Linked DNA regions of Homo sapiens: region 1 is linked to region 2. The links are chromatin contacts, found by Hi-C or POLR2A ChIA-PET in ENCODE. All regions are on one chromosome and are shown on one strand. The core of a region is the stretch at or near the end of the contact, and the rest is flanking DNA. Distances in the headings are between cores, read along the strand shown.

The links. A loop is a pair of places that touch in the nucleus more often than their neighbours do. ChIA-PET counts read pairs that join two places held with the same protein, here RNA polymerase II (POLR2A). Pooled maps may share reads with other maps.
Region 1: a pooled map shows a loop between it and region 2 (2.5-fold over the local background). The contact joins the promoter of FBRS here to the promoter of ZNF629 in region 2. A Hi-C loop is called at or near these places in 9 of 50 pooled maps. POLR2A ChIA-PET finds 5 or more read pairs at or near these places in 8 of 52 experiments (A549, CD8-positive, alpha-beta memory T cell, HCT116 and 5 more).

The regions. Positions count from the first base shown.
Region 1 is chr16:30,656,575-30,662,163 of GRCh38, forward strand. FBRS (fibrosin) reads left to right here and starts at 1,857. Exons shown (of 18, transcript NM_001105079.3): 1 at 1,857-3,403; 2 at 3,689-3,868; 3 at 4,606-4,641; 4 at 4,730-4,759. The coding sequence starts at 2,945. RefSeq lists silencers at 1,273-1,532, 1,563-1,642, 1,693-1,872, 2,693-2,922, 2,993-3,042 and enhancers at 2,123-2,572, 4,253-4,412.
Region 2 is chr16:30,784,072-30,789,768 of GRCh38, forward strand. It overlaps ZNF629 (zinc finger protein 629), which reads right to left and starts at 3,134. Exons shown (of 3, transcript NM_001080417.3): 1 at 2,957-3,134; 2 at 339-444; 3 at 1-183. The coding sequence starts at 411. RefSeq lists an enhancer at 3,084-3,203.

The DNA.
Region 1 (5,589 bases), core at 607-3,106, 130 kb before region 2:
AGATAGATAGATAGATAGATAGATAGATGATAGATATAGATGGAGTTCCGCTCATGTCACTCAGGCTGGAGTACAATGGCACGATCTTGGCTCACTGCAACCTCTGTCTCCCTCATTCAAGCGATTCTCCTGCCTCAGCCTCCCAAGTATCTGGGATTACAGGCGTGCGCTACCACACCCGCTAATTTTTGTATTTTTAGTAGAAACTGGGCTTCACCATGTTGGCCAGGATGGTCTTGAACATCTGACCTCAGGAAATCCGCCTGCTTTGGCCTCCCTAAGTGCTGGGATTACAGGCATGAGCCACCATGCCCGGCCTAGAGATACTCTCTTGCTTAGAGGATTCTCCTGTGTGGAGGGACACTTCTGAATCAGTGCCAGATGATACTGTGACCCTAGACCGTGGTCTGGGTTCTCCCAATTCATTTATATCAAGGAGACTGAAAGGCCTATAGTGGGTCAAGGCCTTGAAGATCAAGATGGCCCTGAATTCCTGCTAACATGCAGGCCAGGACCTGCTGCTGGATTCAAGAGCTACGGCTAGGCCAGGTGCGGTGGCTTACGCCTGTAATCCCAGCGCTTTGGGAGGCCGAGGCAGGTGGATCACAGGAGCCTAGGAGTTCGAGACCAGCTTGGCCAACATGGTGAAACCCCGTCTCCACTAAAAATACAAATATTAGCTGGGTGTCTTGGTGTGTACCTGTAATCCCAGCTACTCAGGAGGCTGAGCCAGGAGAATTCACTTGAACCCGAGAGGCAGAGGTTGTAATGAGCTGAGATCGCACCACTGCACTCCAGCTTAGGGAACACAGCCAGACTCTGTCCCCCCCAAAAAAACAAAACAAAACAAAGAGCTAAGAGTAATGGGCCATAATGAAGCACTCACGACGACTGTCATAGGTGCTTGACCTGCACATGTCCCTGCGACAGGGAATTAGTCATTTTATGGACGAGAAAGCAAGGCAGGCATGTCAGCGCGCTGTCCACTTTTAAAACGGTAACCCGGGCAACCGAAGGCCAGAAATGGCTGTCTCTTTTTTTTTAAGCCAGTCACATTGAGCAGTGGGGTGCATCTTTCATAACTGAGAGGCATCACAGGGCAGTGGCTGACATAGACGTGGCTAGGAGACTACCAGCCCGTCTGTGCGCGCATTCCTTTCCGTCCCAGTAAAATGGGGCTGACAGCATCTCCTTCATGGAATTATTACCAAACGCAGTCACAAACGCGGAGAAGCGCTCATGCAGGTGCAAGGCGTTTTCGAATTGCTAGCACTCGGGACCGCTGCCAGCAGCCGCGCCTGGAAGGGACGCGGCTGCCTGTTAGTGCGGCCGGCGCAGGCGCAGGCACAGCACGCGGCCGCTCGGGCCACCCCGGGCCGCGGAACGACTCGCAAGCAGCCAGCCTGACGGCGGCGCCGCCACGCGCGTGCGCGAGACGCCAGGCTGTCTGTGGGCCGCGCCGAGCGGCGGAAAGGCGGCGATGACTTAACTGGCTGTGGAACGGAACCTCTTGCAGCCGCGCGCCCCCCGGCGGCCAACCGCCCCCAACGCCTCAGGCCCCGCGTCTCCGCCCCTCGCCTCGACGCCATCAGGAGACCGGCCAATAAACAAACAGCAGGAAGAGGCGGGGCCCTGTAGTAACCGCCCCAAACACCTACTTCTAACCAGTCGAGTCACAAGACTGGGGGGAAGGGCGGAGCCAATCCGACGTAACCCAATCCAAGATTTGAGGGCGGTTACATGCACCCACTCCCTCGGGTTTGGCTCCGCCCCTCACCTTGACGTAGCCCTCCCAGCCTATCAACGACTGCGCCCGTTGGGGGTGAGGGGAAGGGGGCGGAGCGTGGGAGGAGGCCGAGAGAGGAAGGAGGCGTAGGCTGAGGAGGAAGAGGGAGGAGGGGTAGGGAAGTCCTGGCGGAGAAGCGCCCTAAGACTCCAAAGGAGACAACAGGAGTTTGTGCTGGAGCTCCCCCGCTGCCCATCGGCCGTTCCGGATCCCCTAAGGCCCAAGTCGGACAGAGACGGAGGAAAGGAGGAAGAGACTTTTATGTCGGCGGACAGGGGAGCTGTACCCGTCACCGTTGCCTCACATCCGGGGCTTTGGAGGGCTGGCCTCGCTGCCCCGCCCCGCCTCGCGCCTTTCATGGCGACCGGAGGCGGAGGCTGGAGGAGCTGGGCCCGGAGGAGGCCCCTTTAAATCTCCTTAAAGGGGTGGCCACTGAACTCGGCGGACTGCAACGCCAGCCTTAAAGGGGAAGCCGCCGAGCAGACGCTGACAAATTGAGAACTGTGCCGTTGGGAGAACTGGGGCGAGTGGGGTTTTTCTTTACGTCCTCCTCCCCCACACACAAGAAGTCTTTTAAATTCAACTTAAAGGGGAAGTGGCCGCTTGTGGAGGACTAGAAACTAACTCCGAGCCCTTAAAGGGACGGCCTGCTGTTAGAAGGACCCTGGACTCCTTAAAGGGGTGGCCTCTTTGAGCCGGAGGACTTGAGACACTTTTAAAGGGGAGGTCTGCGTTTCGGGGCGAGCTTTCGGCCCCTTTTAAAGGGGTGGCCCTTCCTCTTCCTCGGGGAGACTTGCATCGACCCCTGGCAGGGGGTGGCCACCGCACTAGGCCGCCGGACACTGTCGGGTCGTCTTAAAGGGGCCGGGAGCTGGACAACTTGGGGCCTCGCCTTAAAGGGACGGCCGCCCCGTTTTCGCCGTCGCGGCCCCGCCGAGCCCGCAGGGGGGGCCCTCGGGCTTGTCGCCCCGGGGGCGGCGCCGGCTCCCCGGGCCGTGGCCTTGGGGCAAGCTCGGGGCCAGCAGATCCGGCTTTAAAGGAGAAGCCGTGGCCCTCTCGTCACTGTGCAGCCGCCAGCGCCGCGCCTGCGACCCCGGGCCTGCGGACAGGCCGCTTCGGGCCCCGCCGCCTCCGGATGCGGCGCTGAGGGCGGTCGCCATGGAGACGGCAGCGGCCGCGGCCCCGGGTCCGGGCTGGGCAGCAGAGGGGGAGCGCCGACGGCGGCGCTGCTCGCGCCGAGACCGAGACCGGGAGCAGCGGCGCCGCCGAGGTCCAGGCGGCGACGCGCCCCGGGCCCTGTTGGCCGCCCCGCGCGGCTCCTCGTCCTCGTCGTCGCCGCCGCCGCCCGCCAGGCCTTGGTCGTCAGCTTCGTCTGGAGAGCGGCCTGGGGGCCCGAGACGCCGGCGGCCCCGTCCGAGACCTCGACCCCCGCGACCCCGAGCTCGGAAGCGGCCTGCCGGCTCGGGCAGCCGCGGGGAGGAAGAGGAGGAGGAGGAGGAGGAGGGGGGCGCAGACGACGGCGAAGCCGAGGAGGAGCCTGAGGAGGAGGAAGAGGAGGAGGAGGACTTGATCGATGGCTTCGCCATCGCCAGCTTCGCCACCCTCGAGGCCTTGCAGGTGGGGCCTAATGGGGCTAGGAGACTTTGGGGGTTTCCGAGGGGCAGCAAGGAGGGGGCAGTGCCCCTAGTGGGTGGAGTTGAGGGGGGAATGCTGGCACCCCAAACCAGAGCAACCGGCTCCTCTGGCCAGGCCTCTGCCCCGCCCTGGGGTGGGAGGAGGTAGAGCTCGTCTCTGGGGACCCGGTTTCCCGGCCCGAGGGGTACTTCGGCAACCTGGTCACCCCTAGAGGGGTTGGGAGCTTGCCCTTTTCCATCTATCTCAGCCCCACCTCCTCCTCCACAGAAGGATGCATCTCTTCAGCCCCCAGAGCGACTGGAACATCGGCTGAAGCATTCTGGGAAGCGGAAAAGGGGGGGCTCCAGTGGGGCCACCGGGGAGCCAGGGGACAGCTCTGATCGAGAGCCTGGCCGGCCCCCTGGGGATCGGGCCCGAAAATGGCCCAATAAGCGGAGAAGAAAAGAGGTGAGGTTGTCCCTTAAAACTCTTTAGGCAGAATGTATTTCCCACAGCCCCGTTTTTCATCAGCAACGCCACTGCCCCTTGTAAACAGAGACCCCAGTTTCTAAGGGCAAAGAGGCAAGCAGGGCAAATTTGAGCCCTTACTCATCCGGGTCTGACGAAGGCCTGTCTACAGTCAGGTGCACCTCCTTTTGCCTGGTTCTGTGTCTACTTCAAACGTTTTGATAATTCAGAGAGGCGTCAAAGGAATATAGTTGGGTCGTAAATTAATTGTGGTTCCTGCCCTTCCTCGAGGTGGTGGCAGTCCAGCAGAAAAGAAATAGCCAGCAAGCAAACACCTAGACCTTAATTTGAGAAGCTACAGAAGACAAAGATGGGGAGAGATGCTACAGAAACCCACATGAGGAAGCCGCTTGTGCTGCCTGGGGGATGGGAGGAGAGTTGTGGTTGGGGAAAGCCCCCTAGGATGTCTTAGTCAGGTCCTGAAGTATAGTCAGAAGTTTGCTAAGAAAAGACACGGGGAAAAGTTGTTTTGGGCAAGAGCATGAAGACGTGAGGACCCGGCGTATTTAGAGAATGGTGAGAGCACTGGGACCCGGGTGGGCAGTGGCGGGAGAAGCAGCTGGAAGGAGAGGCTGAGAGTAGATCCTGGAGGCCCATGAGCGCCCTGCTGGGAGCTGCGACTTTCCCAGCTGCCTCAGCAGCCGCCTCCCTCACCTCTGGACTCTGGTCTTCCTCAGGCGTCCTCCCGTCACTCTCTGGAAGCTGGATACATAGTAAGTGCTATCCACCTGTCCTGGCCCCTCCCTGCTCCACCCTGGGCCTCTTCCCTCTCGTGACACCTCTGTCTTTCCTTCTCCCCAGTGTGACGCGGAAAGTGATCTGGACGAGAGGGTGAGTGGGGCTAGAGCTTGGGTGGGCAGTGTCACTGCTTGTAAAAGGGACTGCAGCATAAAGGTCTTCTGCGTGCAGCAGACAGCCTTCCCTTGAGTGAGAAACATGGCTTAGGTTGAGTCAGGATTAGGTTTTTGGGAGGAACGGGGGTGGATTGGGAGGGTAAATGGCGTCATTTTTTCTTTTGGTGACTAGGGGTTAGCTGACCAAGGAATGGAGGGTCCATGCTTTGGCATACTATCCTTTCCAAAGCCCTTGAGCTACTTCTGGTTCTCCACGGAAACCCAGAGTGGCTGTGGCACTGAGATGGGCCTTCTTCCCATCTTAGAATGAAGATCTAGATTCAAGTCTGAGCAGAGACCGCAGATAGAGTAGTGAGGACACTAAATCATTGTAGTCAGTGTAGGGACTCAGCCCATAAAGGTGTATTTGAGTTTATCCTTAGGGGCGATTTGCTTGTTGTGAGATAGTATGTCCTAGAAGTTAATGCGCTACCCATTGGGCCCATGTAAGTAACTCAATTTGCACTCCCTGATGTGTGTCTTGTTTTTGTTTCAAAAGTTGGCTGGATAGGACTGTGGTGAACCAGAGGGTTCTTGTCAATTTCCGTCATCCATCTCTATCTGTCTAGGCTGATTGTTGCTACGAGAACAGGGGGCCCATTCTTGAGGCAATCTGCAAGCCTGAGTTTTAATGAGGAATCTCCGGATTCTTAAATATCTGCAGTTGGTTTAAAACTTTTACCAACGCTGGTGGACCAAATAAATCTGTAAGCGAGGGAGGCCTGTGGGCCAGCAGCTAGTGACCTCTGACGTTTTGGTTTGGTTTGC
Region 2 (5,697 bases), core at 1,884-4,383:
AGGGATTGGAGTGACCCAGTGGGGTTGGGGGGTTCTGGGGGACAGAGGGGTCCTGGGAGGATCTCTCCAGGGACATCTCTGTTGAGTCCTTGGATTCTGGACTCTGAGCCGGGTCTCCCATGATGATCTCCTCCCCAGAACTTTCCTGCCGAGGGCTCTCCTCTTCGTTTTCACTCTCGGCACCTACAGAAAGAAAGGGAGTCTACAGCCCCCAGCCCCTTTCAGAACACGGGGTTTGGTCTCTCTTCCCTCCCCCGGGTGTCCCCCAGAGTCCAGGCCCCTCCCTGAGCCGGGACCACCGTCTTGCCGGGACCGCAGCCCCTTCTTGTGCCCCTCACCTCTGTGAGCATCGTTGGGGCTCTGTTCCGGACCCTGCAGATCCGGGCCCCACAGCGCAGTCTCGGGCTCCATCCCAGAGCTCAGGACTGCAGTGTTCCAGGGACCCTGCGGGGGAAGACAGCGATGAGCGCACACTGGGAGCTGATTTTGCACTTTGCTTTATTCCCCCTGAACCTCACTCCCACCCTGCCCCGCCCCATTCCTCCTTGTGTGAACTTCAGTGTCCTCCCACCCCATTTTTCTGGGCACGGGTTCTTGCTGTGGCCCCCTTCCCCTGCAGGCCTGATTCTCACTCCAGATCTTAAGCGCACAGCTAAGCAAGCAGGTGAATTTAAGAGCGTAATTAAAAACTCATCACTCATAAGCCTTTGAACCCAGGATGGGGGCTGGAGCGGTCTCTGACATCCACAGGGGAAGGAGTTTTTCACCCCATACCTCTGATGCCCAGAGGCTGGGAAACCTGTTATTTGCTAATCAGAGGAAGCTCATTAAGACTCTAATTTTCCTCTTAATGGGGCTGCTAATTGAGACCAATAAACTTTTCTGTGCCCCAGAGTGAACCGAGGCTGCCTGAGACACTTAAAGGGTTAAGAAAAAAAAACACCCCAGTTTCCCAGAGGAGACAGAGGCCCTCTAAAAGGACTGGGGCACTTCCCTGTTATCCAAGCACAGAAAGAGGGTCAGGCTGGAGGTGGGGAGAGGGGCAGTTTAAAGCTGCATCTGCAGGAACCGCCCAGAGGAAGAGAAAAAGTAAGGAGAAGGGGAGGATGGATGCTTGTGTGAACACCTGCGGCAGACCCAGTGCCTGCCATGGTGTCATTTCTCTCACCCAGTCCTCCCACAGCCTGGTGAGGAGACCCAGGAATCAGGCTGTCCATTTTACAGATTAGTACATCAATGCCTGGGGAAACCTCTCCAAGGTCAAGGCTGGGAAGTGGCAGAGCTAAGATGATAAAAGCAGGGCTCCATATCTGGCTCACCCCTGTCTCTGAGAGCACGAGGTGACCTTGGGAGTCATGTGAGACTCATGCTCATGGGAGGCTGGCAGGAGACAGGTGATGAGGACAGCTCATGGGGAGCCTGCTGGCAGTGAGAATAGGCTGGAGAAATTCCTGGGACCCAGAGGTTTCCCAGGCTAGAAAAGGAGGAGTTGGACCCAGGGACTAGGCCTGCTGGTCTGCACCCATGAGCTGGAACCATACTCCCCACCAAAGCCCTCCTATCCCCACTCCTGCCCGGACCCTCCTTCTACTCCTTTTGTCCTGCTTTCTTGAGGCTGTTTCCCAAGCCTAGCCTGGCACTGAATAGGTGCTCCAGAAACTTTGTTGAATGAATGAATGAGTGAGATGTCCCTAGCCCCTGGAACACCTGTTTGGTCTAATGCCTTTAAAGATCAGTTTGCAAGGGGATGGCAGCAAAGGAGCAGGAGTTCCAAGTGGCCCCCTGGTAAAATAAATAAATAAATAAATAAATAAATAAATAAAAACAGCCAGCTGTCACTCCAAAAATGGTGAGATGAGTTCAGGATGAGGGAATGGGGCCACAGGAACAAAGCGCTTGAAGGAGGTCCCACACCATTTACACCCTGCAGAGAATCCCTGGGTGGGGCCTGGAAACTTTGGATGGCTGTGTGAGGTGGGCGCTGTGTGCACAGGGGCAGTGGGGCAAGGGAGACATGGCAGGAGGCGCTGAGAGGTGACCAAGGTGAAGCAAGACTGGCTGCACCCTGCCAAAGAGCGGTAGGAGAGACAGAAGTTAGCGTTTAGGAAGTAAATTAATTTCTTCATCTCTGCAGCTACTTAAGCTCCGAGAATCCCCCCTCCCCGCCTGTAAGTGTCTTTGGGGTGGTGGAAGCGGAGACCTCTGCCACACTGGGGGCTGCCTGATGTCCGGTCCGGGAAGGATGCCCTGCTGTGTTTGCTCGGGACAGGTAAGAGTTTGTGGACCTCGATGGTCTCCAAAAAATTCTCCCCTAGTGGTCCAGAGTAGGAGGGAAAGGGTTAATGACAGGGCCGACACAGAGCATGGACGTGGGAAGACCGAGGGAGGCCGAGGCGCTGGGAGCCCAGGCGCCAGGCACGCCAGCCTGAGACCTCGCGATGGCCCCACTGCAGAGGGAGGGAATGAGGAGCCGCCTCCCGAGAGATGTGGGGAACGGCCCAGGGTGACCCTGACATGGAGGCGGCGGGAATGCGGCCGCCCGGCCCGGCCCCCCCACCGCTTGGCTCCGGACTTCTGCTCCCCCGGAGCCGCGACCCCCGTCCCGCTGCTGATACAGAGCCTGGGCATCCGCCCCTGCCCCGGCCCCCGGGGTCCCGGCTCCTTCCAGCACTGCCAGGCTCCTCCAGGGCTGCGCTGGCAGCGCTGGTCCCCGGCCCCGGCCGATCCCTCTTCCCAGAATCCCCAGGCTCCCCTCCCCCGCCACCGACCCCCGCGCTTCCCAGAATCCTCGGCCCTCCGCGCCCCCCGCCCGCCCCCACCCCGGCCACAGCCCCGGGCGCGGGTGGGGGGCTCAGGCCCGGGCTCCCGGCCCCCGCCTCCCGGGCCCCATTGTTCCCCGGCGGCCGTCCCGGGCACTCCAGGCCACCCCCCGGGAACCCAGGCGTCCCCAACTCACGGCTCTGGGGTCTGGGAAAAGCCGGAAGGCGGAATCCAGCCCCAGGGGACTTAACCCCTTCAGTGCCCTGCCTCGGGGGACGGACTGGGCGCCGAGGACTCTGGGGTCCTTCTCAAGGGGTGATTCCAGGCTGAGGACCCGGGGACCAGTTCAGGGTGACTGGGACGGAGCAGGAAGTGACCCCAGCTTCCCGGGCCCCTCTAGCCTGGAGTCAGAGCATCAGCTCTATGGGATTTAACCCTTTGCCTCCCGCAGCCTGGGGAAAAAAGGGGACAGCGGTGGGAGCAGGGAGGAGGCTGGGACGACGCCCCTGTCCCCGTCTCCAGTGGGAGCAGGCAGCGTGGGCATCTGGGAGAGCCCCGATGCCCGCGAGGGTCCCTGGGCTTCTGGCCGCTCTTCATTTCGCAGGGGCTCCGCCGGCCGCGCCCGGAAAGCCCTATCTCAGATTTGGCGGCTGCTGATCCCCTGAGGCCAGTCTTTGTTTGGACTAACCCTGGGATGGGGCTGGGGTGGGAGCAGGGGCTGGCAGAGCAGACCTGAGAGGGAACACCCTACGCACTAAACATGGCCTTAATGCTTGATGGAAGTCATGGCTGCAGGAGTTGGGACTGCAGGAACAAGCACAGCCGGGAAGGATTTGCAATAGCCTGTGTTCCAGCCCCTCTTCTCCAAACACCTCCCCTCAGAGGAGGAAACTGAGGCTCACGGTGGCAGGAAAGAAGCCAGTGGGGGTTCCCTGGCCAAGGAGGGAGAACCTCTTTTCTCATAGCTCAGAGGGCACCCGGCTCACAGCAGAAGAAACCTTTAAAAACCCAGGAACACTGGTGGCCTCTCAACGTCCAAGTTATCTATGCTCGCAATTTTTACAGCCTTTCTTTCTTGTCTTCCTTATCACAGTCCCATGGGATAAGGTTGCCCATCATCCCCATTTCACCGGGGAGGAAACCAAGGTGTGAGAAGCGACTGGTGTACTTAAGGCCACCTGATTCTTTCAGTTCAACACACTGCATTATTATTCCTGGGCACTGTGGTTAACACTGGGGTGGGCATACCTCTGAGATGCATGGAAATTGGGCTTTCTACCCTTGGGAAGTTTGGTATTGTGTATGTGTTACAAACACAGAGGAATCCTGGGAGCGTGCAGAGGGCTCTGTCCAGAGACTGAGAGGCTGGGGGGAAGAATAAACCAAAGGTCAGAAATTACTAAAGGCAGCTGGGTGCGGTGGCTCACGCCTGTAATCCCAACCCTTTGGGAGACCAAGGCAGGCGGATCACTTGAGGTCAGGAGTTTGAGACCAGCCTGGACAACATGGTGAAACCATGTCTCTACTAAAAATACAAAAATTAGCCAGGCGCAGTGGCTCATGCCTATAATCCCAGCACTTTGTGAGGCCGAGGCAGGCAGATCGCTTGAGCCCGGGAGGCAGAGGTTGCAATAAGCCAAGATTGAGCCACTGCACTGCAGCCTGGACGACAGAGTGAGATCCTGTCGCAAAAAAAAAAAAAAAAAGAAGGAGGGAGGGAGGGAGAGAAAGAGAGAAAAGGAAGGAAGGAAGGAAGGAAAAGAGAAAACAGGAAAGAGAAAAAATTGCTAAAGGCCAGGCCTGGTGGCTCATGCCTGTAATCCCAGCACTTTGGGAGGCTGAGGCAGAAGGGTAACTTGAGCCCAGGAGTTTGAAGGCTGGGCAACATAGTGAAACCCTGTCTCTACAAAAAACTTAAAAACAATTAGCTGGGCAGGGCGCGGTGGCTCATGCCTGTAATCCCAGCACTTTGGGAGGCCAAGGTGGGTGGATCACCTGAGGTCAGGAGTTCAAGACCAGCCTGACCAACATGGAGAAGCCCCATCTCTACTAAAATACAAAAATTAGCCCAGCGTGGTGGTGCATACCTGTAATCCCAGCTGCTTGGGACGCTGAGGCAGGAGAAGCGCTTGAACCTAGGAGGCGGAGATTGCAGTGAGCTGAGATCGTGCCATTGCACTCCAGCCTGGGCAACAAGACCAAAACTCGGTCTCAAAAAAAAAGAAAGACAACAACAACAACAAAAACAAACAATTACCCTGGCGTGGTGGTGCATCGCTATGGTCACAGCTACTTGGGCTGAGGCAGGAGAATCACTTAATTCTGGGAGGTGGAGGCTGTAGTGAGCCATGATTGCACCACTGCACTCCAGCCTGGGTGGCAGAGTGAGACCCTGTCTCAAAAAAAAAAAAAAAAGTCCGGGCAGGGCACGGTGGCTTATGCCTGTAATCCCAGCACTTTGGGAGGCCAGGGCGGGCAGATCATGAGGTCAGGAGATTGAGATCATCCTGGCTAACATGGTGAAACCCTGTCTCTACTAAAAATACAAAAAATTAGCCGGGAGTGGTGGCACATACCTGTAGTCCCAGCCACTTGGGAGGCTAAGGCAGGTGAATCTCTTGAACCTGGGAGGTGGAGGTTGCAGTGAGCCGAGATCATGCCACTGCACTCCAGCCTGGGTGACAGAGCGAGACTCTCATCTCAAAAAAAAAAAAAAAAAAGATGGTTTGGCGAGGTGGCTCACACCTGTAATCCCAGCACTTTGGGAGGCTGAGGTGGGCAGATCACTTGTGGGCAGGAGTTCAAGACCAGCCTGGCCAACATGGTGAAACTCTGTCTCTACTAAAAATACAAAAAATTAGCTGGGCATGGTGGCGTGCACCTGTAATCCCTGTTACTCAGGAGGCTGAGGCAGGAGAATCACTTAAAACCCAGGAG